Regions from separate parts of the Homo sapiens genome. Here region 1 is linked to region 2. Evidence: chromatin loops called from intact Hi-C (ENCODE). Cell type or tissue: HepG2. All regions are shown on one strand. Links, peaks and the distances in the headings refer to the core of each region. The heading gives the core; the rest is flanking DNA.

Region 1 (2,800 bases), core at 287-2,786, 320 kb before region 2:
CAATACATTCCTGACTCATTTGATAAAAAGTGGACAACTGCCCTGGGTGACTCACAAGCCAGATGAGACTCACCCAATGACCCAGAGGTCCTGTTTCAATTATAGAGGAAATGAAAAGTTCTTCACTGGCAAAGAATGAAGTGTTTCGTAGGGGGCATTAAAAAAACTGGTAGCACATGTTCTTCTATCCTGGACACAGAATGCCATGATTGCTACAACTCTCCTGCAAAAGGGGATGCTTCTTCAGGAACCATGAGGAAATGGGTCTCTTTTTCAGTTGGGACGTGGGTCCGTAACAAGGGCAGAATTAGACCCTCAGAGCTTTGGTCTTCTTATCAGGGTGGAATGCTCCCTTTGGTCAGTGACACCCAACTCTTTCCTTTTTTGAGCGATTACTGTGTGCCAGGCATTTCACATACACAATCTCACTTAATCTTTACAATAACCCTGAGATAAATACTATGAGTATCCCTTTTGGTAAATGAGAAAACTAGAACTCAATGAGGTTTAGTAACTTGCCCCAAATCATTCAAATAATAAGTGACAGAGCTGAGTTTCCTACACACCCAGGCTTCCCAGGTCTGCGTCATAACTAGCCTTCTTGGGTAAAGTCTCCAGCGTTTGAACAGTGTTACCTTCTCTTCCTTACTCCATGCCCTCCTAAGCAAAACTGTACAGGTTACCCCTTGCATTCCTAGCTCCAAGTCCAATTGCTTTCTAAGAGAGCCACTTCCCTTGCTCTTACATTTATCGATCAAAGAGCACAATGACTTCAATTAACTTCCTATGGAAAGGATTTGGGTGAAGTCTTTGATCTCCTTGAGGCAGCAGGCCTTAGATTTCTTTGTAGCCCTGCCCAACACTTAGAAAATGTCTCAAACTCACCTCGAGTTTCTCAATACCTGTTTGTTGAATGATTAAGTGAGGGAATGATGGCTGAATGCTATTCAGGTAGTAATTCCATGCTTCTGCCCTGACCACAAATGATCTATTTACTTGATTTTAGTGACTCCACAGTAGCTGTTATATTACCTCAGGGTAAAATTACTCATTTCTTGTTCCTAAGACCTAGTAATTTATATGCTGAACATGTAATAATCTATTATATCAAATACCAACTCCTATTGAAAAAAAAAATAGCTTGCTGCCGAGCATAACAGCCCTGGATACACAAAATGAGTACAGGTGACTTATGAGTTTACACAAAAGAGCCTTCTGTTCTGGATGCAGCTGTTTCAGAAAAACACAGCTAAGAGTATAGAAGGAAGCTGGGTAAGTAAATATTAGGAGAGGCCTTTAAAAGCAGCCTTGATCACTGGATCCTTAGGATGTGTTTGTTAGGCAAGGATGCCCTAATAATGCTTAATATTGAAACAACATTTACAATGCAACAGACAGGCAATAGGAAGGCTGTTTTTCTGAAAATGAGCAAGCGGAAACATGACAGACCTAAGGGAGAGCTAAGACCCACTAGGTTTTAGCTCACAACCTCAGACAAGTCAGCAAGGCACCCAACAGCAAGGAGCAAAGACCCGGGCATCAAATGGCTGGCACTGCCTGCCTGAGTACCTAGGAAAAGCACAGCCAAAGGGAAGTGAAAACTTTATCCCCAAGCCCAGGGTCCCTGACCACTCCACCCAAATGCTACAGTGGGAAGTACACTGGGGAGGGGGGAAGGGAGTTAGGTGCTGGTCGAGGGCACTCTGTGCTCTCCTTCCCACTTCCCTGGATCTCTCAGGCCTGATGGTGCTGCTGCAACAGTGGCCATGGCTGCTACTTCCCGCTCATGGTTGTTGGCAAGGCCCGTGACAATTTGCAGAGTCTGCCTCTCTCTCATCTTTTCTCCTTGACTCACAATTCCCTAAATCAGCACTTGAATATAGAGCACTAGTCCCTGTTCCCTTACCACAGTCAAGGAGAAAAAGCCCCAGCTTTGGAGTGAGGCCCATCTGGGTTTGAATGCAGGCATCATTATTTGCTAACATGTAACACTGAGCAAGTGACAATCTTGCAGGGCTTTTGCGTCCTCCTCTTTAAAATGGGCATGATATTGTTTACTGCAGAGAGTTACAGTTAAATGGTATGAGCCAGACTAAGAATCTAACCAAATACCTAGCCCTGGAGAACATTCTCTATAAATGGTAGTTCCCTTACCTGTTGGTCTGACTCTTTGTCCCCGCTAAGCTGCTCCATCTTCTATTGGAGTATAATTAGGAGCAGCTGGGAAATATCTGATAAAGTTTTACTTTATTCCATATGTCCTTGAATTGAATCTTCTGTCCTCGGTACTCCTCTTCTCACCATTAAGCCCCCTTCCTTTCATCTCTGGGGAAATCTGGAAACCAGAGGATAGTCCAGCCTCCCATGGAAAAGACTGGCACTAATCTGGTTAATGACATCCCAGAGCGATCTGTAGAGCAAATAACATCCTAGTTTGCCCAGAATTTTCCCAGTTCTAGCACTGAAAGTCCCATGTCCCAGGAAATACCTTATCCTAGGCAAACCAGGGCAGCTGGTTGCTCTATCTTTACAGTCAAATAGAAGGCTCATCATTTTTCAGATTTATTATTAACAGCAAGTGACTTAAGTAAAACTTAGTCAAAACTCAGCATGAGATACAGGAGTCTCATGTTCCTGCTGAGTGTTCTTGTCAGATATCAAAGTGTCACTTGGGAGTGGTCCCATATGGGACATCAAATGCTGTTCTTCCAGCCAGTCTGCAAGCTGGACCTGACAGGCAACTGGAAAAATCCAAAAGGCTCCTCAAAGACATACCCAGAAATAAAGTTATTACAGGACA
Region 2 (2,800 bases), core at 232-2,731:
TTTTCTCTTCCTGAACTCCATTCTGTGTTTCTGTGGTATGAAAGGAACCCATTTACCATGAATGATGTTTATTTAAAATAAAACCTTTCTAGAGAATCATCCTAGATAATCTAAGGATACAAAGTGAACCTAAAAGGAATGGCTTCTACTTTGAAAACAGGGCTGGGTTTGATCAGTGAATTCGTATTCTCAAGACCCTCTTGATGGGTCTGCAGCTGCAGCCATTTATGCGCTGGCTTTTTCACAGATGTAGCCAGAGAAAGCTCCATGGTTTTTGTCTTTTTGTTGTTGGATTTGTTTTCTTTAATATAAAAAAGTGGCAACTTTTTTAAAAGTTCTCAGTTTTGTTATAGAAACTTGTGAATCTTGGGCATCCTTGGGAGTATACATTGTTGAAATAATTATGACTTTTTAAAATCTAGGATCACTAAGTTGGCAGAAACTATACTTAAATAACAGAAGGTGATCATTTGCATTTCAAAATTTATCTGTCTTGCTTTTCCCCTCAATTAGACCAAAACATGTTGATTCACAGGTTTCTGTGTGTGTGTTTTTTCTTTTTTAAACTTATTTATAGAGCAGAATAATGGCCCCCCTGCTAGTTTGGCATTTGCTCAAGTTTCTGTCCATGCAAATCAAATCTGTTACTGGAAATTTTTCTCAAAATATAAAGGCACATCATCCACAAGATAAAAAGATATACTGCTGATATTATAAAGCACAGGGCAGGTGGATAATGTTTTCAGGACAAATATGTGATAAGGATTCCCAGGAGGTGAAGTGGCAGGGTAGAGGGTGCACACTGTTTAAACAGAAGTGAGTTGCTCTCATCATAATCTTGTGACAACTTTTCTTTCTAACCAAACATCAGCTGCTTAACATGCTTTAGAGTTACTTGGACAATAATACTAAGGTTAGACTTGGGAAGTAAGAGGGAGGGGATCACATGAAAGGAAATTACTTCAACCTTTAGTGTTCCTAAGGGTAGATCAAAAGGTGGTTAAACAATCTATGACCCATGTAGTTACTGATTTGTATTTTTAAGTATTGAAATATTAACATATTATCATTGCTTCCATCCTTTGAGGAGAGGAAAACCTATCTGTAGTTTTGATTTATCAGTAGCACTGCCTATGAACTTTTGGAGCAAACAGTAATTCACAAATTTTTGCTCCAATTTCCCTTGAGTTATAAGTAAGGGGTACGAGCACATAGACTTAACCAAGTTCTATAACTCTCTAGATTTAAGGTCATCTTAATAAGAACACTGGTATTACTTTTCTGTTAAGGCCATTACTCGTTTTGTTTTACCTGGTTGCTAAAATTAACAGGCCCAATGAATGGAAAGCCTTTCCACATTGTTCACAAAGCATGCCACAACACTAGAACACTTTTGCAACTCACAAAGCTTGGAAGTACAATTCTTTTATGCAAATAATGACAACAAAGCACCTCTTCAGACTACAGCTTTTTTCAAATGCTAGTGAAGGACAACCTGGAAGAGGACAGCAAAATCCATTAATGGTAGACTGCCACCTGCTGGTCAACTAAGAGAATTGTAATTTCTGGGACAAGGCTTAAAAATTAGAACTTAGAAACCGATCTGTATTAAATTCGGTATTTCAGTATATGAAATTGAAAGTGTGTATCTGTTGATGAATGTAATATGGTTCTGTTCCACATATATTAAAACTCTCAGGATACCAACATGTTATGGATATTAAAGTAAATATGACTGTGCTTGAGAATAAAGAAAAATAATCTGCTAGAATGTTCAAGCACAAATTTACAGATAGTTTCCAATAAGTAACAATATATACACTTACTAGGAACCAGGAGAAAAAAAAGAAAGTAACAACAAAAATAAGAAATAAGAAACTACTTACAAATATTAAACAATATTCCATAAATGTGTGGTTTTGTTTTGTTATATGGTTCCCACTGTACTTCACTTTAGCATGTAACAGGCTTGACTCAAAAAAACTCCCAAATTAAGTTTGATTCTAAAACTTCCAAATTCATTATAATTAACAAATATATTTCTAAGTACACTGGAACCTAAAATGTTATTTCTTATCAAATTAGAAAGTGGGGAGGATCTGGTTTTTTTTTTTAATCGAGTAACTGTAATAAAGTGAATTCAACATGCAATTTTTTATCCTATTTACTAACATGATTTCAAAACATAACATCACATTATCTATTTGAGAAAAAAAAATGTAAGTGTGCTCTATTGTCTCTAACAATAAACAAAAACCAAACAGTCTTAATTTGAAGGAAGAAGGAGGAAAGAAAAGAAAACCCTAATAGTTGCTTTCAGGAACGTTTTAGGATATTTATTTTATAGGTTGGAAAACTTTGGTATTCTCTACTGCAGAAATAATTCTTAACAATGAAAGTTGTAACTAGAAACAATCTAGCTCTTTTAATCCTTATTATCATCACTTCCCATTATGCAGAGAAACAAGGTTAGCATCAATACACTAGTTAGCTGTTAAGTATTAAATACTATATTGATCAACACCTAAGCAGACTATATCAAAAAAAAATCAGCTTGAAACTCCTTTGAAGGCCAATGGGGCAACAGGTGAAGTGACTCTGGCCATCCAAAGAGGCTAAATGGTAAGCAAAAGGTGAACAAACTTTGGATTCATAATACAGCCCCATCTGCACTGATGACTGAGAAAAACCAACTCAAATGCAATTCATATGCTTATGCTACCTATAATTGTCAATAAAAGATCTAATACCCACAGAATAAATCTCTAATTTTTAAAAAATAAAGACAATACAGTAAAGG

The links. A loop is a pair of places that touch in the nucleus more often than their neighbours do. Peaks named below come from ENCODE experiments on the same cell type or tissue, not always from the same donor. Only the 100,000 strongest peaks of a DNase experiment are listed, where the experiment ranks them.
Region 1: it touches region 2 in a loop (6-fold over the local background); 6 of 110 quality-filtered maps call a loop at or near these places.

What each region holds. Positions count from the first base shown.
Region 1 is chr1:213,567,911-213,570,710 of GRCh38, reverse strand. It overlaps a transcript of RPS6KC1 not described here. Among named protein-coding and RNA genes, the nearest start is that of LINC00538, 360 kb to the left of the region's middle. In HepG2, for the core only: no CTCF peak of the experiment used is centred there; DNase peaks (open chromatin) are centred at 800 and 1,260.
Region 2 is chr1:213,243,513-213,246,312 of GRCh38, reverse strand. All of the region lies in intron 12 of RPS6KC1 (ribosomal protein S6 kinase C1), which reads right to left. Among named protein-coding and RNA genes, the nearest start is that of RPS6KC1, 190 kb to the right of the region's middle. In HepG2, for the core only: a CTCF peak has its summit at 1,535 (motif pointing left); DNase peaks (open chromatin) are centred at 862 and 1,492.